Linked DNA regions of Homo sapiens: all the other regions are linked to region 1. Evidence: chromatin loops called from intact Hi-C (ENCODE). Cell type or tissue: heart left ventricle. All regions are shown on one strand.

Region 1 (8,000 bases):
GGAGAGGTAGGAGTCTGGAGTCTTGGGTTTCCTGAGTGCCATGGATCCTTAGGTGTACCAGACAATGTCCAGTGTCCCAGGAGGAAGCCACCCCTGCAGCGGGAGAGGGGGCCTGGCTGCCAGCCTCACCAGCTTCCTGTGCCCCCCATGCAGACTGGAAGGAGCAGAGCCCTAACCTGAAGGCCCCATGAGGCTGCTCCCGGTGGCACCTCAGCGGAATTAGTGTGGACAGACCACCAGGGGGGTCTAGCCAATGTTTTGGCTTGTCTAAGACTCTAGATCTTTCCTTATATCTGGAGTGAGAATATGTGTGTGTGTGTGTCTGTGTGTGTGTGTGTGTAACCCCCAAGCAGACTGCGATTGAATTATCTACTGGTTTCAAAGAAGGGTGAAGTTGAGGTCAGATTTAAACTGACTAATGGAAAATAATAATATGCAATATTCCTTGCACATCTGAGATTGTAGATGATGATTCAAATGGCTGGAAACATGTTTGTGTATGCATAGAAAAGGGCTAGGCAAAATCCCACCAAAGGGTTAGACTCCCTCTGGGAAGGGCATGGGGTTGGGAGCTGTGGACTTTTTTTTTTTTTAATAGGCTTTTTTTTTTTTTTAGAGCAGTTTTAGGTTCACAGCAAAAGTGAGTAGAAGTACAGAGTTCCCACACACCTCCTCCCACCACACAGGCACAGGGTCCCTTACTACCATCATCCCACATCAGACTGGTACATGTGTAACTGATGACCCTACACGGACATGTCATTATTGCTTAGAGTTCATAGTCCATACGAGGGTTCACACTTGGGGGTGCACATTCTGTGGGTCTGGACAAGTGCACAGTGACATGCATCCGCCAGTGTAATATCACACAGAGTAGTTTCACCGCCCTGAAATCCTCCCTGTTCCACCTTTTCATCCCTCTGTCCTCCCAGCCCCTGGCAACCACTGACCTTTTTACTGTCTCCATAGTTTTAACTTTTCTAGAATGTCATATAGTTGGAATCAAACAATAGGTAGTCTTTTCAGAGTGGCCTCTTTCACTTAGTAATATGCATGGAAGGTTTCTCCATGTCTCTTTGTGACGTGATGGCTCATTTATTTCTAGCCCTAAATAATATTCCATTAGTTTTTGTCTATCCACCTACTGAAGGACTTCTTGGTTGCTTCCAAGTTTTGGCAATTATGTGGCAGTTGCTTTTGACTGTATATATTTCTATTTTGACTGAATATTGTTCAAGTATGTCTCATTTTAATAGAAAATAAGGAGGCAAATTCTAGGGTTACTGTAGAACACAGTTAAAACTACAAGGGGGCTGGGTGAGGTGGCTCATGCCTGTAATCCCAACGTTTTGGGAGGCTGAGGCAGGAGGATTGCTTGAGCCCAGGAGTTCAAGACCAGCCTGGGCAACATAGCGAGACCCCATTTCAGCAATAACAACAACAACAACAACAACAACAACAACAACAATTAGGGCTTTCTCAGCAATTTTTTTTTTTTTTTTTTTTTTTGGAGACAGAGTCTCACTCTGTCACCCAGGCTGGAGTGCAGGAGGCTCACTGCACCCTGTGTCTCCTGGGTTCAAGTGATTCTCGTGTCTTAGTCTCTTGAGTACCTGGGATTACAGGTGAGTGCCACCACATCCAGCTGCTTTTTGTACTTTTAGCAGAGATGGGGTTTTGCCATTTTGTCCAGGCTGGTCTCGAACTCCTGGGCTCAAGCAATCTGCCCACCTCGGCTTCCAAACGTGCTGGGATCACAGGCGTGATCCACTGCACCAGACCTCTCAGCTTTTTTGCCAGGGCTTTCTTACTTAGTTGGTTATTATGCTTCATGGTTTAAAATATGACATGCAAATATGACCAACAAAATCAGGACCAGGCATGTTGACATAAATGAGAACTGTCCAAGATGTTGTTGGACAAAAAAATTTAAGAAGTCTTTTCAGTGCCTTGTTCTGGGCTCTATGCTAGGATGGACAACTAATTTATTCAATCTCTTCCCATGTCCTCTCCCCTGCCAAAAACCACCTTATAGGGTTTTTCTTCTATTTTGTAGACTGGGTGTGTGTTCAGAGAGGTTGCTGACCCGCCTGAGGGTGCACAGCAAAAAGGTGCAGAGCTGGATTCCAACTCTGCCTCCAGACTCCATTGACATGGAAGAGGAAGCCTGGTGACAATGCCCCTGCTTACCAACTTTTTACAGGTGACCCCTCCAGGCCTGCCCTGTCCCAGGGAGCTGATCCCAGAACCCCCATGCTATTCATGAGCTGAGCCCCATCAGGCCTGACAGAAATCATCATCATCCTGATAGATTTCAAATAGTCTGTCTGATTATCCCTGTAAACCAGCAATGGACCCCAGAAATCTTACCCAAACTTGGTTTCTCAAACTGTGGATTGCTTCTGGACATGACATAAAAATTCTCTGTTGTGCTGAGTTTGCTGACTTGGAGTTTGGACAACACACCCACCCCATGTTCTGGGGATGCACCCAGCTGTTGTCCTCCCCAGTCTGTAGCAATCAGATAACCTGGTTATCCCGTCCAAAGTTCAGAGAAGAATGGATGGGGCGGGTTTGGCACTTGTGCCTTTATTTCCTCCTAGGGTAGGGATTGGACCAAGTAACCTCTCAGTGATATAACAAGCACAAAGTATGGTCACACAGGCCCTCCTCAGGTCACTGCCCAGGTGTGAGATCAGGACAATTATTAACTTACTCTTCCTAAGCTTCCATTTCCTTACTCTTAAAATAAGGCTAATAATAGTACTTCCCTCCAAGTACCTCCCTCTGTCATGAGAATTCAAAGAACTAATCTACGCAAAGAGCTCAGCACAGCAGTTTCTAAGCCCTTGCACACAGCAAGGACTCAATGTGTGTGAGCTATAATTACCATGAATACTTCTGCAGACCTTCCTATTTTAAGGAAGGAAAAGACTGCCTGCATTTGGGTGGTGGGCTCCATCATCCTCCGGTAGAGAAATGTCTGCAGACTCAGAGAGCAGTCCCATGCCCAGTGCCAGCCGAGAGAAAGCTGCCTGCTCTGTCCATAAGCAGAGCCCACCAGGAAGACTCAACATGGATTGTTAGGTGTGAACTCATTATTCTTGTCTTATAGGTCAAAGTATTATTAACAGAAACAAAAGGGGAACCAAGAGAAAAGGCATATAGTAGACAGATAATGGCCCCCTAAAGATGTCCACATCCTAATCCCTGGAATCTGTGAACATGCTACCTTACATAGCAAAAATGGACTTTGCAGGTGAGACTAAATTACAGATTTTGAGAAGGAGAGATTATCCTGGATTACTTGGGTGGGCCCAGTGTAATCTGAAGGGTCCTTATAAAGGAAAGAGAGAGGAAGATGAGAGTCAGAGAGGAGATGTGATGAGGCCAGGGTCAGAGAGAGATTTGAAAGTGCCACCCTGCTGGCTTTGAAGGTGGAGGAAGGGGCCAGGAACCAAGGAAGGCAGGTGGCTCCTAGAAGTTGGAAAAGGCGAGGAAGTGGGTTCTCTCCTAGAGCCTCTGGAGAGAGAGGGGCCCTGATGACACCTTCATTTTGTCCCAATGAAACCCACTTCAGACTTCTAACCTCCAGAGCTCTAAGAAAGTAAATTTGTGTTGTTTTTTCTTAATTTTGAGATAGGGTCTCACTCTGTTGTCCAGGCTGGAGTTCAGTGGTCTGATCACGGCTCACTGCAGCCCCAACCTCCTTGGGCTCAGATGATTCTCCCACCTCAGCCTCCTGAGTAGCTGGGATTGCAGGCACACACCACCATGCCTGGCTAATTTCTGTAATTTTTTTTGTAGAGACAGGGGTTTCATTATGTTGCACAGGCTGGTCTTGAACCTCTGGGCCCAAGCGATCCACCTGCGTCGGCCTCCCAGAGTGCTAGGATTACAGGCATGAGCCCCCTTGTCTGGCCTGGAAACTAGTATAAAGCATTTCAAATGTTGAACTGGCAGGGCAGACCCAGGATGCTCATGCCATTTTGGAATCGAGTGAATGAAACAGTCTCATCAGTGAAGGCTCAGACAAATGGTGAAGCCTGCTCCAATGTCAAGGCCCCTTGGCTTTGAAATATGCGTCCCTCAATTTTCTCTGTGTTGACCGAGAGACAGAGGGTGGATGCACAAGAATTGAGAGAGAGAAGGCTTTACAAGGAAATGACCAGAGTCCCCGGCCACAAGACAAGGGATTCTACCTGGTCTCCTGTGGGGTGGCACCTGGGGGCTGATGGCGTTGGTCCCCATGATCACGTACTCGTAGTGCACGCCTGGGTTTGGCTGCTGGTGTATCATCTGCTGACACAAAAATCAGTGTTACCGCACTTGGCACGTATGCACACCCCTTCTGGGTTTCAATGGCATTTGCAGAACTACTGAGAAATGACTGGGTTGGTTCACTCTAGTACGCATCCAGTAATATCAGTGAACCTGTGGCAGATTAAACAAAGTTATTCCTGGATGGCTTTTTGTCATTTACTTTTGAAGAATGAAGAACTTAGGCCGAGCAAATCAGAAGAAGACTAAGCTAAGAGTCAAGATTTTCTAAACTCCAAAGGAGAAGATGGAGCAACGGTAGCAGAACCTTTCTGTCCTTAGATTTTGCTCAGTGCTCTTGAAACATCCAACACAGATAAATACGTGTACACTGCAGGAGAACTGTTTTAACACTAGGTGGCGTGACAAAGTCATGCGAACAAGCAGCAGACCTCCTGGACAGAGCCACCCCGGGATGCTTTAGGTTCCCTCAAAGTTCTTGACCTGGCTGGTGAGGCTGGCCCCCAGGTCCCTCCCTCTTATTCAGGGAAAGCCCCAGAAACACAAAGACATGGGGCCAGGAAAACAAGTAGAAGCGACCCAACTCTTGCTGGGTCATATTCTCTTAGGAATGATGACAAAAATAGGATGGCAAGCAGGAATCTACGTAGGACTGTGGAAGTCAGCAGCTGAACATTGTCTGGGCTGAAAACATATTAAATGAGCATGGCCCAACAGAATACGTCCCTCCCTATTGGATTTAGAGCACACAGTCTTTGCTGCCCATGGATTTCCTGATGGGGAGCAGGGTGGTGGGCTAAACCCAGCAGCAGAATGAGAATCCACAGTGTAAATATGAGCCGTGCAAGGAGACACGGTCGGGTTTGATGTTTCTGTCTCTGCTGCTTTATAAAGCAGCTCTCCTATTGACCAGCTGTGTAACCTAGAGCAAGCCCCTTCACCCTGCAGTTTTTGATTTCTTCCTTGGGGAAGGAAGAGGTTAGAATCATGTCACTTTCAAAGGTCCTTTCCAGCTAGAAGCATCTCTGAGTCACTCCTGCATGGTGGGTCCTGTGTCTATTCTTCCTGTTTATGCCATGATCTCTTGCCACTCCCTACTGATGAAATGGGTCTTCATTTTATAAATTACCCAAAGGAAGGCAGACCTGAGAACCCCTGGGATTCTCCTACCCAGGAACCAATATCAAACCATCGGCGTTGCAGAAACGTGGTGGGCACTGAATCCCCAAGGGACACGGTTGTGTGACCTCAGGTTCCTGCTGTGTATCCCTCATCCCCTCACTCCCTTTTCACACAATCTTCCTCTCGGTCTGTGGCTGGAAATCCTCCCTCCCTCTCTGGTGCCTCTTCTGCCTGAGCATTCTGCCAGTGCAAAACCTTGTCCCGTTTATGAAATTGCTGTTGGCTTCCATTCCTAGACCACCCACAGTAGGCCTTTAACAACCTGAGTTTTTACCTCTGATGCCATTTAAAATATATTCAGATTCAACCAACCAACTGGACAGTCTAAAAAAAAAATCCAAAATAAACTACAACAAGGCTTCCTTTGTAATTTCGAGTCTACTAGGCCCAAGAGGAAAGGACATAGAACTGTGTGTAGGTGGAGAAGTAATGACAATGCAATTAATAATATTTCTAAAACTCTGACACAGCAAATATGTTAATCAGCTCAGCTTTGGGGACAGAAATAATGTGTATATTCATGGGTGATCTCAATCTTTTTATCAAAATGTTATTTCAAGCTTTTATGTCTTATCACCCTTTATTTCCTGGTCTTTTAAGAAGATTGAATTCTAGTGGTTTCCTTTGAACGTAAGGACCATTTAAAACTCTTGAGCAATTTAATATCTTAGTTTCACGTAAAAGAAATTAAGGTTTTGTCTTCTATGAAGCAGGGAGCTTCTAGTAAATCTCTCTACTGTGACTCTCAGCTTTATTGTTTCATCTGGAGGGCTCTGGAGCTCTCCTTTCTTCATTTGCTCTCAGAGTCTGAACAGGGCTGGGAGCTGGGAGCGGTCCTGCCTTCCTTTAGGCTCTTGCTTTCTTTTGCCATAAAAAGAAAACATGCCAAATTAGCAGTATAAGGAAAGTGCCTGGAGGAGATCCAATGCTCATGAAATAAAGGGCATGTTTTGCCTCTGATTTGGTTCAACAAGTAAAATTGGTTTTACTGGGTCAATAAACTCCGAAGGTAATAAGCATCTGGTGGAGTTGGAGGTTGCTGTGAGCTGGGCCCATTCAGAAGTAAAGGCAAAGATGAACGCCAAGCATTCAAGGAGTGCCTCCAACAGGCTCTGCTCAAAGGGTTTTTATTGAGTATGGGCAATGATTTGTTGCTTATTTGTTCAGAGTATGTTCCTTAGAAGTGACAAGATTCAAAATCCAAAGAACAGTCCAGAAACATCCAAACTCACGTAGACATCCAAGATCTCGTTGGTGGGACCTTCCGCCAAAAAGGACTCTCCGGCAGTGCTCGAAATCTCATTTGGACGCTTGTAGGTGAACATGGTCCCTCCGCCCTCGTATTTTCCTGGTCGATCAATTGCCCAGTTCCCATTGATGATGGAGCGTCCAGAACGACTTCTCAGGGCTGTTGAGAAAAATCAGACAGTTCTTTGGGTAAGCCCAGGGTGTGCACAAGAAACAGAACTGACTCCCCCAGTTTCTGGCTTCTTCATTCATCAAGGTTTTTGACAGGATCCACTATGTGCCAGGCAATGATCCAGGCCCTGGGGCGCCATTAGGCATCTAGATTACATCCCCTTGGGCTTAATCACTGCTTCAACCCACCCTAATCCCTTCTATCACTTGGACTTAGTATAGAAATGTAGGGTGGGGGCTGGTTAGGTGAAAAGGATGTGGAAAATGGGAGGGAAAGGAGAAAGAGGAGGAAGAGAAAAAAGGGGGGAAGGGAAACGTATTTATATTATATACCATTATCTAGGTGAGAGGTTGCACGCTGGCAGCCCACGAGCTGATTTTGGCCCATAAATGGGTTTAGTTTGGCTTCTGTAGTGTTATTAAAAAAAATAACTGAGCCCAAATTTAAGAATTGAAATATTTCACATAAAAAATTTAAGAGTTCTGGCTTCTCTTATAAACCAGGAAGACATGTTAACATTGGCTTCACACTCCCTCATGGCAGCAATCGGCTGGAGCCCAGGATGGCTGTCCCTCTCAGATGGACCCTATATGCTCTGATTTGCCCCAGTCCCCACCCCTCCCTGTTGCCCCCCAACACTGAGGTTAAGTCTCAGTTTATTACCCCTTTATTTATGAATATGGGTGATTTATATCATTTATCATACTTGCATTGTTCTTTTTCTTATCCAATTTTTTCTCCCCTCCCAGCCCTCCCCTTTTTTTTTTGAGACAGGGTCTTGCTCCATCGCCCAGGCTGGAGTGCAGTGGTGTGATCCTGGCTCAGTGCAGCCTCAACCTCCTGGGCTCAAGGAATCCTCCTGCTTCAGCCTCCTGAGTAGCTGGGACTATAGGCATGTACCACCATGCCTGGCTTGTGTGTGTGTGTGTGTGTGTGTGTGTGTGTGTGTATATATATATATATATATATATATATATATATATTTTTTTTTTTTTTTTTTTTTTTAAGAGATGGGGTTTTGCCATGTTGCCCAGGCTGGTCTCAAACTCCTGAGCTCAAGCGATCTGCCTGCCTCAGCCTCCCAAAGTGCTGGGATTACAGGTGTTAGTCACTGCAC
Region 2 (8,000 bases), 340 kb after region 1:
GTGCCACTGCACTCCAGCCTGGGCGACAGAGCGCGACATGGTCTCAGAAAAAAAAAAAAAAAAAATTAGCCGGCATGGTGGCTTATGCCTGTAGTCTCAGCTACTCGGGTGGCTGAGATGGGAGGATCCCTTGAGCATCAGGAGTTCAAGGGTGCAGTGAGCTATGATCGTGTCACTGCACTCCAGCCTGGGTGACTGAACAAGGCCCTCTCTGTACAAAAAAAAAAAAAAAAAAAAAAAAAGATTTAGCCAATCATAATTACCTAAAAATTGAGGAGCCCGGAAAAAGAGACAAATTTTCTTTGAAAGCCCAATATATTTGAGATGAAAGGATGTGATTTTTTTCTGACAGTAATCCCAGTTATTCCTACTCCCCTTCCAACTCTACTCTGTAGATCAGGATTCAAGGAAAATTGCTAGGTAACTCAATATGGTAAACTACTCCTCAGGGCAGAGCTCTGACAAATGCAGACACGAGTTTAAATCAAGGACATTCAAGGCCTGTTACTGTGGGTTCAGAGGGCTAGACGTCAAAGGAGGGCTATATGACAAAGTAGACATAGGGAGATACAAGATCCAAAATTGGATTTAGCCTCTGTAGACTTATGTAAAGGAAAGTCAAACTTGCCACAGCTTATCTATGCAATCCTGAATCTTCCAATACTTTTACCCTTTAAGTAAAAAAGGGTAAAGGAAGGAAATATTTCTTTCCATCTTGGTTTCCTATTTCCTTCCTGGTTTCCTTGTCCAGCTAAAGTCATATGGACGTTCGCCAAAAACAGATAATGCCATGAAACTCAGATAACATCAAAAGACAGAAAGTGTAATATGAGCTCTCTTAAGCCCTTGGCCTATATTTCACTGGGTCCATCCTGTCTGGTTTTTGATAGTAGGTATATATAAAGGCCAATGTGAGCATTTCCTGCTTTGTTTCTATTTATCTGAAAATTCAGGGATTGCCCAGAATATGTTGCTCATTCTGATTTATTATTTCACCCTCAAAAATGGAACCTGTAATCCCAGCACTTTGAGAGGCTGAGGTGGGCGGATCACAAAGTCAGGAGTTCAAGACCAGCCTGGCCAATATGGTGAAATGCTGTCTCTAATAAAAATACAAAAATTAGCTGGGTGTGGTGGTGGGCGCCTGTAGTCCCAGCTACAGGCTGAGGCAGAAGAATCACTTGAACCCAGGAGGTGGAGGTTGCAGTGAGCCAAGATCATGCCACTGCATTCCAGCCTGAGTGACAGAGCGAGACTCTGTGTCAAAAAAAAAAAAAAAAACAACCCAGAAAATAGCAAGTGTTGGCAAGGATGTGGATAAATTGGAACCCTTATATATACTGTTGGTGGGAATGTAAAATAGTATAGCCATGTGGAAAGCAGTATGACAGTTTCTCAAAAATTTAAAAATAGAATTACCACATAACAATTCCACTACTTTGTATATACCTCAAAGAACTGAAAACAAAGTCTTGAAGAGATATGAATACGCTCACATTCATAGGAACATCATTCACAGTAACCAAAAGGTAGAAGCAATCAACTGCCCATCAGTGGATGAGTGGGTAAACACAATGTGATATAAACATACAGTGGAATATCATTCAGCCTTAAAAAAAAAAAAAAGAGGAAATTCTGACACGTGCTACAACATGGATGAACCTTGAGGTGATTGTGCTAAGTGAAATAAGCCAGTCACACAATGACAAATAACATATGATTCTGCTGCTCGGAGGTACCTAGAGTAGTCAAATTCAGAGACAGAAAGTAGAATAATAGTTGCCAGGGGCTGAAGGGAAAGGGAAATGGGGAGTTTCTGTGTAATGGGTATGGAGTTTTCATTTTGGAAGATGAAAAGAATGCTAGAGATTTGTTGCACAACAATGTGAATGTACTTAACACTACTGTACACTTAAAAATGGTTAAGATGGTGGATTAATCCATTTTCACGCTGCTGATAAAGACTGGGTAATTTATAAAGACAAAGAGGTTTAATGGACTCAGTTCCATGCAGCTGGGGAGGCCTTGCAATCATGGCGGAAGGTGAAAGGCAAGTCTTACATGGCAGCAGGCAAGAGAGAGAATGAGAACCAAGCAAAAGGGGTTTCCCCTTATAAAACCATCAAATCTCATGAGACTTATTCACTACCATGAGAACAGTATGGGGGAACCACCCCCATGACTCAATTATCTCCCACCGGGTCACCTCCTACAACACATGGGAATTATGGGAGCTACAATTCAAGATGAGATTTGGGTGGCGACACAGCCAAACCATATTGGATGGTAAGTTTTATGTTTTTTATATATATATATTTTATCATATTATCACAATTTTTTTAAAAAAGGACTCAATATGCCTGAGTCCATACAAACATCCAAAGCCTGCTCCCTCCCTACACACACACACACACACACACACACACACTCTCTCCAAAGAATCAAATCAATACTCGAATGAAACAAGTAAGTAAAATTGGTGAGCAAATTAGAGTAGCTGAGATGATCTCCTACCAGACCACTCTGTCCTATAGGGACTGGCTTTCTTGTTTTTATTTTTCCCCCCTTCATCTAAAGCTGGGCATACAGGAAGAGCTGAACAACAGAAGACCTTTCAGTAAGGAACACATTCTGGTAGATGGAAAAATCAGCCGTCCTTTGGAAATGAAGATGACATTACTGACCCAAAACCAATAAAGCCTGCATGAAAGTTGCTGTGTTCCCCATTACTAAGGATAAATTTCCATCACTTCACCCACATTCTCCTACTATAAAGTACCTGGCACCTAGTGGGTACTCCATATAGGTTTGGTGAGCAAATTAATGAATCACCTACAGGCTAAAGGGAACAAACCAAGCAGCTATGCAGCAGAAATTTAAGAAGCCCTCAAGAGTGTTAAAAACGCAAACTGATTGCCTCTTTCTGGATGAATTCAAGGGATGATTTATGTGAAAGAAGGTAAAGTAAGTTCTTGTTAAAGTCTCAGGTTTTACAGAGAAAGTGTGATATCCTGAGTGTAGTTTTGATTTGTCTTCTGTTTATGTGTGTAAACCACAAAAGCAGTTAACTGTTGATGGCCAAATAACAAATGCCTCTGTCTCTCCCAGGAGAGATTAAATAGCTCTGGGTTGAGGGGGGAAAATAAGATCAAAAGAAGATCCAGACATCCCTGGCTGGCAGGCAGCAAGAGGTCCCCTGGCCAAGGGAGGGTAACCTTTGCTTGAACCTAGAGCAGTTTGGAAGAGGGGTTCTGGGCTGAGAAAAAAATCTTTAAGATGCTTTTCCTAAGCTGTGCTGACCAGGATTCTGAGCTACATGCCTGAGATTCCCTGACCAGACCATAATATTTCCTTCTAAGCCTTTGTTGTATATACTTACAATCAACAAGAAAGATTTCTCTCTTTTTTAAGGACAGCACATAAAGCAAGTTCGGGATGAAAGTTGTATCTTCATATGACTGGTACAGCTTTTGGGAAAGTAAGACAGATATCAGGCAACATAATTCATACCCACTGACCCATTCATCCTCCACCTGGAATTTATTCTAAGACTAAAATCTAAAACAGCATATTTCCTTTTTTCCTGAAAATGCATTTGAATGAATTTTGAGTTATTTTGTTTATACATATTAGGAAAAAGACTCTAGGGAAGGAAAACAAATTATAAAAAAATGATACCCTTTAAATCTCAAGGCACGTTGTCTGTCTACAGTGAAACCCCGTGTAAGCCCCGATTCTTGGGTACCATTTGGTTTGGAGAGAATCACCAAATCACAGCATCCTGAGCAGATAATGTAAATGTTTCCCTAACACCTGAGTTCACCCAGACAACAATGTCAGTCAAAAAGATCCCTTTCTATAGTCTCTCAGCCTGTTTTTTTTTTTAACGTTAATGAGTTATGCCTAGCAGGTAGTTTCCAGCGCACAGCTATTCATTCTTCAAACGTGATAAAAGCATCCGGCCCAAGTCCTAAGAAGCCTAAAACAAAACACAAGCAAACTGAAAACAACTTGACCCTATGCCCATAGGCTGCAAAGGAATCTCTAGAGACCAGAAAAGAAAAAGACAGCACAAACAAAAACAGAAAACCCGGAAACCTTGCCTCCTAAAGTAGCAAGCAGTGTAATGCAAATACATGTTGATTACGAGGCGAACAGAATCCTTTTCTGTTCTGTTTCCAAACACAAAGCTTAGAAAACAAATGATTTTTGCCAAATTCTTCTAAAACAAGGAAACAACTGGCGAATGCTTTCATCATTTAAAAAGCTAACCCTCTGAATTAGGAACTCAGGTAACACTTAAAGTTTCTTTTAAAAAGTATTATTTATTTAAAGCTCAGGAGTCTACCTATTTTAGGGGTCTTCTCTTTGTCTCACTCCTAAGAAACAAACCATCATGTTTTAGAAAGCGAAGCTGAGTCCACCTGTCAAACTTCTCTTTCACGTGGTAACATCTCCATCTGCTGGAAATTTAAATGTCTGCATTAAAGGCAGATAATGTTAGCTTTATTTTTCTATAAATTTATGTCTAATTCACATTTCCATTTTCTCTTACATGTGTCAGTATTTTATTGAAAATATATGCCCCTTTTCCCTTTTCTCTGAGGTTCCCAGTGGTCTCTATTGTCATGGTATTTGCAGCACCTCCCCTAACCCCCTCTTGGCCTTCTCCACATGCTTTGGGCAGGTCCTCATCAGTCTTTCTTTATAATTGTACATCCTTATGTTAGTCCTGGAACCCTTGGCTGAATCTGGAAATTGCTTACCTGTCCTCCTTGGGTAGCATTCCTTTGAACTATTATCTTAGCTGCTCACAGCATGAGCTTCTTTATTTGGCTGGCAAACCATTAAGTAGCTGCCTGTTTTGTCTTTGATTTTTAATGGAAGTCAACCCATTAACATTTGGGCAGCAGAAACAAGGCTGTGGTTGTCACTCTCTGATTTCTGGTGTTGCTTTTCTGTACGTTGGCATTTATTCAATCTTCACTAAGCACCTACTCAGTAAACAGTCCCAGGAAATACTGGTGCCTATGAGACAGAGAATATGATTTCTTCTCTGACATTTCTGTTGGTCCGCTAGCTACTTAAGCATCACTTTCCTCATTTTTCCTTAGAGTTCTGCCTCCATTCTGCCATTGCTTTCTTTAAACTAACACACAGTTCTACTGATAAATTGTTGTTTCCTGGTGTTAAACTCACAGCATGAACATCAGCAGCTTTCCGGACCCCCATCTCTTGATCTGTACAGTAAGGAGGTTGGGATGATCTCTTAAGTCCATCCTATTTATGAAGGTGTTAAATTAAACGAAACGTGATTTGAGAAAGCCTCCATATTTGCATACTCAAGCCCTTATGTAACCAAAACCTAACTCTGTAAACAAACCATAAATCTAATTTAGGAATTTGGCTTTGTAACAGATAACTGAGTCTCAGCCAATCAGGGCAGCCAAGTTTCAGTCAATCACAGGTGGCCACGTATTCAAACCAGGTTCAAATTTATTCGCTTTAGCGAACTCCAAGCTCTAAGTGAGCCAGCTGTTTCTATAAGTCACTTCTGTTTTCTGTACAATCCTTCCCTTTTTGTGTCCATAAGTGTCCAGTCATGTGGCAGCCCCAAAGTCTTTCTGAACCTGTTCTGCTTCTGAGGGCTACCCGATTCACAAACTGTTCTTTGCTCTATTAAACTCTTATTTGTCTAAGGTTTTTCTTTTAAGAGATTAGTGTCACAAGTGGGACTCAAAGTCAGACTCCAATGACCCCCAGGAACACCAGGCAACCAGGTGAGGTATCCATGGAGCCCAAAGTGCTCACTGCTCTCGTTTGTAACTGGAGGTCATGGGTTAGTTTTTCTCTTGAGTTCTGAACTCCACAGCGTTGTGTCTAGAGCTCTCCTAGTTTATATGAGCAATTTTTTTTTAACTGAATTGGGTTCGGAAGTCACGAAAGCAACTGGACTGGATCCAGGATTGGATTGGATCCAATAATTAACTGGACTGGATCCAGCTATAGGCCTCAGATGTCTGACAGAATCAAAGGGAAACTGGCAGTAAATGGCAATTACTGAAGGGGGTGCAAACTCCAGCTTTCAGAAATTTGCAGGGATTTTGTGTCCTATCCTCATCATTTCTTTTTCTTGCATGTTTAGGTAAAGAAAAATCATTGGCTAAGCTGGTTAAGGGGATCTGAGAGCCAAGGCCAACATTCAACATAAAAATGGGATCCTTAACTTTGGAAGAATTGAGTACTCCACTTTCTTGTCATGTCTACCTTTACATGTATTAGTATTAGGCCCTGAAAGGCAAAGTCTTACTGAAGATAATTTAAAATTACAATGCCGTTATGTGGATGGTTCCAAATGAACGGCACTGCACTTTAAGAAGTGCATTTTAAAATGTGGGCTCCAGAACTAGGCTCACCCGGGAAGCCTATTGATGTGCAGATGCTTCTAAGAAGGTTTCAAAAATTTTATTGCCTCTTTTAAAAGACTATTTGCAAAAGGCAAATAAAAAACTGAAGCAACTAATTGAAAGAAAAATTGAATCTGCTAACCTTTTGGCTTAGCTACTTACCTCATCCAGAAGGCAAAAAGCAAGCTGGATAAAGTGTTTATAAAGGTATACCTTCAGATAAAGGAAGGCTTCATCTTTTTCAGTGCTATCCATGCTGAATCCAGGCACACAAAATAGTTTCATGTTTTTGTTTTTTTTTTGAGACGGAGTCTTGCTCTGTACCGTTGCCCAGGCTGGAGTGCAGTGGCGCACTCTCGGCTCACTGCAAGTTCCGCCTCCGGGGTTCACGCCATTCTCCTGCCTCAGCCTCCTGAGTAGCTGGGACTACAGGCACCCGCCACCACGCCCAGCTAATTTTTGTATTTTTAGTAGAGACGGGGTTTCACCTTGTTAGTCAGGATGGTCTCGATCTCCTGACATCGTGATCCGCCCGCCTCGGCCTCCCAAAGTGCTGGGATTACAGGCGTGAGCCACCGCGCCCGGCCACAAAATAGTTTCTTTGCCCTATTTGTTAATGAGCTCTGCCCTGAATTAGTAATTTTAGCTAAGAAACAGAAGCTAAGTTGCAAAGAGACCACCTATTGAACTAAATTGGTCTCTCAAATACAGTCATTCCTCAATATCCACAGGGGATTAGTTCAGGACTTCCTGCAGATGTAAAATCTGCAGATGATCAAGTCTCCTATGTAAAACGGCGTATTATATAAACTACGTACATCCTCTTGTATACTTGAAATCATTTCTACATTACTTATAATACCTAACACAATGTGAATGTTATGTAAATGATTGTTATCCTGTATTTTTATTTGTATGACTCTTTACGATTGTATTGTTTTTTTCTTCCTGAATGTTTTCGATCCATGGTTGGTGGAATCCATGGATGCAGAAGCAGATACAGAGGGCCGACTATACACTTTTCTGGCATTTAGCTGGCTATTTTGAAATCCTTTTGTAAAAGAAATTTACATCAATTAAAAAAAATCCACATTCGTAAAGTTGTCAGCCTCTCTGTACCAGGAACAGAGGAAGGATCCAGTCATTTGAAACTCTCAAAATGGAAAAGACACTGGTTTAAATTTATATCGCAATATATCACAATATCACAGTGGCCATTTTGCCTTAAGTAGGCCTTAAAGTATGACCTTCTTTCTTGATTTGGGCAAATGATGGTATTCAAGCCTTAAGTCTCAGTTCCGTGCCTTTGAGATATAAATGTTCTACCTAGCTTTGCTTAAGCCATCACTTTGGAAATGCAAATTTAGGAAAAAAATCATTAGATGCTTATGATAAAAGGGGATAAGTCAAACAGACTTCTGAGGTTAAAACAAAGGCCAAATCTACCAAAGGCTGGACAGACGAGGGGGACCCCTGCTGGTCCCCCAAAATTACAGGGTCCAAAACCAGTTTCCTCTATTTACAGCAATTTGGAGAAATTCAAAAAGTAGGAAGACAGAAATTATAATAAGCAAACTAGAAATCACTTAGGGC
Region 3 (8,000 bases), 79 kb after region 1:
GGCTGCAAACCAGAAAACCTGGGGTGCAGTCCTGGCCCAGTCCCTGGCTTGTTGTGTGATGCTGGATTGGTCACTTCTCTTTGAGGTAGGTGCTGAAAACATTTCCACCACCATCCAGATCTTCTTCCCAAGGACAGTGTTCAGAAACGAATCTGGCTTGAATTCTGGTTTGTGTATCAGGAGGCTGATCAATTGGTCGCTGATAGGGACGACTTAGTGCTGACCTATGTCTAGACTCTTTCCGAGGCACCACTGCTTTGGGTGGGCAGGAGAATATGCGTTCTTGTGCTGTCTCTGCTGCTGACGAGTGCTGTATCTTTGGACATTTTGATGAGCTGTTCTGAGCCCTGGGATTTTTTTTCTGCCTGGATGGGGATGGAGCAGCTACCCCTTAGGACTGTTGGGAAAATCAAATGAGGCAAACATAGAATGTAATTAGCAGAATTCTGCAATATGGTGGCTTCTCAGAAAATGCTGGGTTTTGTCATCTTTGTCTTTATGTATTTTATTTTGTCTGAAGTCTATTCACTTTTAAGTAAATCTCATCATCATACAACCACCCGGACCCACCCGTACTTCTGTAACACTTTCTACTACTTCTTAGTCAGAAATATTTTCTTCTTCATTTGGTGAAATTCAGAAAACTTTGAAGTGCAAAAAACAAAACAAAACAAAATCGGCCAAGGTTCACCATAAAGTCAAGACACCTCATACAGCTTCTACATTCTCACTGCTCAAACGGTACCTGTCGAAAAAGGCCAGAAAGAACATCTACTCTCTGATCTACCTTTATTTTATGTTTCTTGCTCATCGTGTACTGCTGTTCAGAATAGATATTTCTTGCTGTTACAAAGACCAGTGGATAACCATCAGATGTCCTTTGTATTTTTTCCAGTGATTTCTGCAACACGTTGTAGGAAAATTTTACACATCGCAAGCCATCACAGGAGAAATTGCTCAAGAATTACCCCCAATTGTGTGCCAAAATTAACCTGAATGAAATTTCCTGAGGGAAATGAGCAATCTGGATGACATATTTGGAGGTGAATTTCACAGGGAGGAGGCCTCTGTCCTTCACAGCAGGGTAGGCTGGTGCCAGGCATTCAGATAGTGGAGGTCCTGATTCCCTAATGGGAAGCAGATGTGTCTGTGTGTGCTCAGTAAACACATGAGATAGGGTAACCTCAACTGTTTGGCTAGATGACCCCCACAGGTAAAACAGCGTGCCTTAATAATCATGCTGGTAGAACAGTATGGGAGAATATTAAAATGATTAGTAGCTGACACCAATTTACTTATATTTACGGTGAGCTAATTCGTGGAAATGCATATGGATGCCAAAACGTTTATTCATGACATTCTGTTGAAAGAAATCCTTTGTATATGATAAATATCTTCCTGTTATTACTGTTAGGCATGTAGATCAATACCACCTTCCTGGAAAGCAATTTAGCAATATAGACCGTTTGATCCAGTAAATTCTTCTTCTAGGAATTTATGCCAGGAAATAAGAAATCAGGCCAACAGTTTCTGTATGAAGGGCTCATCACAGTATTGTTAATAAAAAATTGGAAACATCCTAAATGTTCAACATAAGGAAACAGTTAATCTATTCTGGGTGGATCTTTTTCCAGTTGTTATTCTCATTAAAATCTTCTAACACTTATGCCTGTAAAACTGACCTTCGATATAGTTCAGTAAATGTTTCCTGAGCCAACTTCAACTACGTGCCAATTCAGTGGTAGGCAGCGGAGACATGAAGGTAAAACAAACAAGGTTCCTATTTACAGTCTAAATCAGGGGTCAGCAAACTGTAGCTAGTAGGCCAAATCTGGCTCACAACCTGTTTTTATAAATAAAGATTTATTAGAACACAAACACTCCCATTTGTTTAGTTATTGTCTATGGCTGCTTTTGTGCTGCAACAGCAGATTAAGTAGTTGCAACACAAACAGGAAAGTCGACAAAGCCTAAAATATTTAGATCTGGCCCTTTACAGAAAAAAATTGCCAATCCCTGGTCTAAATTGAAAGTCAGACACAATCAAATCACTTCAATATTGTTTGTAAATGTCGAGTCCTGTGCAGCCAAAACCAAGGCTCAGGTAGATGCTTCCAAATCTACCCCTGACTGCCCTCATCCTGTATCATATACACCCACTTGATTTGTTCCAAAGTGACTCAATTGTAAAACAGAAGGCAGAGAGTTGTCTTCTACCACAGTAGTCTTCAACTTTTTTAAGTAGAAAAAAATATACTTCAAAAATAAAATCTCATGTGGAAATCCAAAGCTCCACTATGCAAAATGAGAAGAGCAGAACTGCTTTGGTTGAAGGACTGTCAGGGTTTAGAAACCTAGCTTCTCATCCTCCTGCCTGCTCTTCTTCCTCAAGGTGAGGGCTTCTCAACTCCAGCTCTACTGATGTTTTGGTCCTGAAAGGTCTTTCTTATGGGGGTTGCCTTATGCATTGTAGGATGTTTAGCAGCATCCTTGGCTTCTACCCACCAGATGCCAGGAGCATCCCTCTCAGTGTGACAAACAAAAATGTCTCCAGACATTGCCAAATGTTCCCCATGGGAGCAAAATCACCCTCAGTTGAGAATCACTGCTCTTTATTCCAAAGCTCATGGGACACCGAGGAGCACATGACAGATTCCCCAGAAAGCTTTAAAATGATGGTAGTTCCACAGAAGTGCACAAACAGCCTTTGTAAATGTCAGAGAAGCTAATAAGCAAAGAACACTTAATTATCCAGTTTCCAAAAATAGTTCCTTACTGCTATCAAACCTTCTCGAGTTCTTTAAGATTGCCTCTTGGCTTAGCTTCAGCAGGAGTATCATTATGTATTGCAAAGAGCACAGTACCTGCGACTTGGTAGGTGTTTAATAAGCGTTTGTTGAATGAAAGAGCAGCTGGTTGAAGAATCAAAAGATCAAAGTTACAGGACCAACCTGCTCTTCGAACTGGCTCATCTCTAAGGTCCCTTCTGGTGCCAAAATTTTTCTTTTAAAAAGAGATACAGCCCTGATATGAAGAATCCTGCCATGTTTAAAGGGAGGGAAATTTGCTGTATATACACAAAATTAAATTGGAAACAGGAATCAATGAAGATCAAATTGACGATGCCATTCATTTGAAGAGAAGAAATGGTCCATGGCATAAAAGGTATTTTGGCTTCCTAAATGAAAGCAATTGTAAAACGAGCGATCTGGTTTTAATCAAGCTTATGGCTGTCACTTTTCAGTACCTCATCCTAGTTCATAATAGGATAGCATCTTATCAAGGGACTCAACTGGAAGAAAATGTTGGCGCTCTTGTAGGATAAAACTGGGTAAGAATCAACTGCAGCTATGTTTACAAATCTGAAGAAAGGAGTCCCGAGAGGTAAACATATCATATTCTGTAAGATAATTACCACCTCCCCCAATTCCAACAAGGGTCATCGTTCTCTGGAGGGTGGGGATATCCCAAACTCTAAAATTCTAATGCTTTACTTTCATAATTTTCCTCCTCCATGGATTGAAATGGGGGAAGGAGGAGAGAGGCCTGAAATAGCTTTTGACAGTGATAATTGCTCTATTATAAAAGTAAGGTAACCATATTTTTGTATAGAATACTAGAAACCTCTAGACTTTCACTTTACTTTTAATGTGTAGAGCCGTATGGTGAATTGTGTTTAAAGAGATCATAATATGTCTGGCCAGATTTTATTGTAATTTTTTAGTGTCTCAGGAGGGGCTGGCAGCAGGAAAAAACCACGTGGGATGGGTCTGTTAGAAGCTGTGGTTTGGGGCTGATAAGGGGTCAAGACTAGGAAGTTCCTTGCAGAATGGAGCAGAGAGACACTGCCTACACCCTATAAGGCAGAGTTCTGGAGGCTAGATTATCAGCAAAAAGGCAATAGTGAGTTGGGTTGATGAACTCTGATCCAGGATGGAGGTTGCTTGCACACTGGCCTGATTTACAGGGCCTCCTGAGCGCAGATGGCCTGTGTCTACCAATGCAGGTCCCCAGAAGGCTCTCACGGGACCGTCCCCATGGCCAGAAGGCAATGATGGAGATTCACGCCGGCATCTTTGTCATTTCCTTAACACACAGCCAAATGTGCCTGTTTGCATTTTTCTCCACAAGATGGCACCTCTAAGCCTTTGCAAGAGGGTACTTACCTAAACAACTAGTTTAAGTACAAGAAGCAGTGATCCAACATTAACAAAAACAATGACTGTTGAGAAACACAAGAAGGGTGGACCCAGAGATGCAGGCTGACTGCATATTTACTGTGCTCTTATGTGCAAGTTTCTGCCATGTTGTTAAGGCATGATTTCATTTCTTAAAATTTTTTTGGAACATCAAAAAAAAAAAGGTGGGTGAAATATTCAAATCTTGTATTTCCAAAATGTTCAAGAAAAATGCTTTAAAATCTGTGTAAATGAGTTACAACATTGGGGAATATATAGGCTTCTTAGCTATCATTGGGCCATCTCCAGGGACGGCTGAGAGGACTGACTGGGTGAGTGGGACGAGATGATGAGAGAAAAGGCTGGCAACGAAAGTGTGGGATCTTAAATCCGAAGACTCTTGAGTGGGAAATGGCAGGCTGAAGAGCTCTTTTCAGAAGATGTCTGGCAAACACGGGCAATGGACTGGAGATGGAAGAGACTGGAGACTGGGACACACACAGACAACTGCATTAAGATGGGCACAAAGTGATGGAGGCCTGGACCAGAGAGATGAAATTAGAATGGAGGGCAAGGGCCCACCAACATCACGCTGAAGGAATGGCCAACTGGACTGAAGATGGATGTTCTACCAAAGGTGGAGTAAGGAAGACCAAGGTTCCTGGCCTGACAACCTGAAAGAATACTAGTGTTCTTGAGGCAGAAACTCCACTGGGGGGCAGGCCTTTGATGGAGCCATCTTACAGCAAGGGTCTGAGCATAGATCTTGATACTCATTAATTCATTCATCGAATTTAGTTATAATAATTCTCTCTCTCCCATTCTTTCATCAGAATTTTCCTCTAAAACCCTATGCATTTTTATTTTAGCTTTTTGGATAGGAATCCTTCTAAAGTATATTTTATAATTCTCAGTTTTTAAAAAAATCAAGACTAGTAAGTGTAAGGTTCTTGTACTGGTTCGAACCCTGAGAGCGTGCCAACAGACAACAGGAGGCGGTGTGGAGCAACATGCTGTTTTAATGAGCACCAGGGTGCAGGCGGGCTGAGGCCTAAAATGGCGTCAGCCCCAAGTGAGGACAGGGCGAAAGTTTTATAGTCTCCTGTAAACAGGAAGTGTCCTAGTCTGACATTACTGCTATGTTGTACCCGGATGGCCTCTTTCTTGATTTTCAGGGGTACGTGTCTTCCGGCTGGCTCTCTTCCTGCTTCTGCTATTTTGCTGGAGCACACTGCTGGTGCAAGTAGCCTTGTGCCTTGGGACTGGGCCTGAGAAGGGAGGAGTTATTCATCTCCTTAAGCTTTCAGGCCCCCGGGGAGAATCTTACAATAAGCCTTAGTTTATTTTCTCTGGCCCCCTGTTACTCAAAGTGTGGTCCATGGACCAGCAGTGCAGGCATCGTCTGGGGCATTTTAGAAGTCTTGCACCGCTTCCCAGGGCTACTGAATCAGAATCTGCAGTTTAACAGCATTCTCAGGTGATTCCTATGCACATTCAGGTTTGAAAGGTGCTGCTCTACATTGTGGGTCAGCAAGCTTCTTTTGTAAAGAGCCAGAGAGTAAATACCTCAGGCATTGCAGTCATATGGTCTCTGTTGCAGCCACTCTGCTGGATTGTTGCAGCGTGAGAACAGCCATGGATGACTTATGGCTATGTTCTAATAAAACTTTATTTACACAAACAGACGGCAGGTGGATTAGGCTCACATGCTAGATTTGGTTTACTTGCTAGATTTGGCCCATGGGCTATAACTTGCTGACTCTTGCTCTAGATGACTCAGAGACATTCTGAGGTGTGAGAGATTGCCACCCTCTATATTAAGTAGTTCCAACTACCAGAAGGTCTCTGCCGTCCCTCCTCTGGATGTCAGAAGTCACTTCTTGCAGCTGGCAGTCCTTTTCTGACTTCCTTATTGGCTGTTTTCACCAGGAAATGGTTGAAGAGCAAATGAACTATCACAGAACTGAAAGAACTCCCTAGTCAATAAATGTTGCTGCCATAACTGGCTAGCCATATGCAAAGATTGAAACTGAACTCCTTCCTTATACCATATAAAAAATCAACTCAAGATGGATTAAAGACTTAAATGTAAAACCCCAAACTGCCAAAACCCTGGAAGACAACCTATGTAACACCATTCTGGACATAGGAACTGGCAAAGATTTCATGACAAAGATGCCAAAAGCAATCAAAACAAAAGCAAAAATTGGCAAATGGGATCCACTTAAGAGCTTCTGCATAGCAAAAGAAGCTATCAGGCTGGTGCACGGCTCATGCCTGTAATCCTAGCAATTTGGGAGGCTGAGGTAGGCAGATCACCTGAGGTCAGGAGTTCAAGACCAGCCTGGCCAACATGGTGAAACCCCATCTCTACTAAAAAAATACAAAAATTAGCCAGGCATGTTGGTGGGCACCTGTAATCCCAGCTACTCGAGAGGCTGGAGGCAGGAGAATGGCTTGACCCCAGGAGGCAGAGATTGCAGTGAGTTGAGATCACACCACTGCACTCCAGCCTGGGCAACAAGAATGAAACTCTGTCTCAAAAAAACAAAAAACAAACAAAAAAGCCCTGAGATCTGGCTAAATAGAAAAGCCTAGTTTTGCTTCCAGTGCTGGAGAGAGAGGAAAGGGACAGAGAGGAAAGGGAGAGGAGAAACTAGGAGATGGTGGAGAAGAGCCAAAGAGAAGCTCTGAGTGATGGGGGGACTCCTAAGGACTTTGAATCTGAAGTGCACTTGCTGGGATTTAAAGAATTTAACAAAAATTTCTTTTCTACGTTCCATATGTTCAAAACGTCTTTTCTTCTAGACACATGAATGTTCACCTAAGAGCCTTCCTAATAATGCACATTACACCCGCAGGTGACATCATTTTCTGAGCCCTAGTTTTGTTACCTGTAAAATGAGGGATCAAAGTATAATTCACAAATCTCTTGTGAGGCTTAAATGAAATGTGTAAATGAAGGTACCTAATTCAGAACTGGCATGAAGTAGGGGCTGGTAAAATGTTGTGCCTCTCCTTCTCCTCGAGACGCGTCCCTTGGCAGTCTGGCCATGGGATCCCCTTTTTCACACAAGCTACATATACTTCTCTACCAACAGGGGAGGCTTGTGTATTTGCACTGTCCACCAAAACCCCCCTTTCTTTTCACATGATTCTCAAGTGGTGTTTGAAGACAGAGCTGTAACAGGTAAACTGTCACAATCTATTTGCATTTCAATAATGCTCTGGGACAATGGTGATCAAGGCTTCCAGAGATTTCTTTTATCTTTGTAACTTTTCTCATTAACAACAACAACAAAAAACTTAAAGAAAATGCTTTCTTTTGGTAGTCTTTCCCGGTTTGTCTTGGAGACCAGCTATGGAAAGCCTAAAAAACTGGAAAGGGATTATTTTCATTTTAGAAACAGAGCAAGGGAGACTGCTGGATGGAGCCTATGGGTTGGGCATGTAGGGTCATGGTCTTAGATGAGTTGTAGGTGGAAAACAGATGCAATCAGGGCATTCAAGCATCTGGTAGGGATTTAGGCAGTAGGAAGCCCCATGGATATATGTGACAGCTGTTACGGCTGGACCACTCACCATGTGCTTGGCACCTTACCTAATATGTTATCCTGCCTAATTCTCTCAACAACACCAGGAGGTAAGAATTACTATCCCTATTTTGCCAAAGCTCTGAGAAGGTAAGTAATAGGTCAAAGCTCACACAGAAGTGATGGTGGCGGGTTTGAAATAAGTGCCTTCTGGCCCCGAAGTCTAGGATCTTTTTCCTCTGCTAGTTGTATTGTCTCTTGGGACAACAGAAACCCTTCTTGTAAGAAC

What was found. A loop is a pair of places that touch in the nucleus more often than their neighbours do. Peaks named below come from ENCODE experiments on the same cell type or tissue, not always from the same donor. Only the 100,000 strongest peaks of a DNase experiment are listed, where the experiment ranks them.
Region 2: it touches region 1 in a loop (2.2-fold over the local background); 9 of 110 quality-filtered maps call a loop at or near these places.
Region 3: a loop joins it to region 1, with 2.3 times the contacts of the local background. A loop is called at or near these places in 18 of 110 quality-filtered maps.

Annotation. Positions count from the first base shown.
Region 1 is chr15:71,727,420-71,735,419 of GRCh38, reverse strand. It overlaps THSD4 (thrombospondin type 1 domain containing 4), which reads right to left. Exons shown (of 18, transcript NM_024817.3): 9 at 6,696-6,871; 10 at 4,203-4,299. Among named protein-coding and RNA genes, the nearest start is that of THSD4-AS2, 40 kb to the right of the region's middle. In heart left ventricle, CTCF peaks have their summits at 4,471 and 4,674 (motif pointing right); no DNase peak of the experiment used is centred here; H3K27ac peaks cover 215 bases.
Region 2 is chr15:71,383,092-71,391,091 of GRCh38, reverse strand. The region is part of intron 6 of THSD4 (thrombospondin type 1 domain containing 4); the gene reads right to left. Among named protein-coding and RNA genes, the nearest start is that of THSD4-AS1, 200 kb to the right of the region's middle. RefSeq lists enhancers at 3,613-4,506, 4,570-5,104. In heart left ventricle, a CTCF peak has its summit at 4,476 (motif pointing left); no DNase peak of the experiment used is centred here.
Region 3 is chr15:71,648,010-71,656,009 of GRCh38, reverse strand. The region is part of intron 7 of THSD4 (thrombospondin type 1 domain containing 4); the gene reads right to left. Among named protein-coding and RNA genes, the nearest start is that of THSD4-AS2, 40 kb to the left of the region's middle. RefSeq lists an enhancer at 1-469. In heart left ventricle, a CTCF peak has its summit at 4,140 (motif pointing right); no DNase peak of the experiment used is centred here; H3K27ac peaks cover 2,174 bases.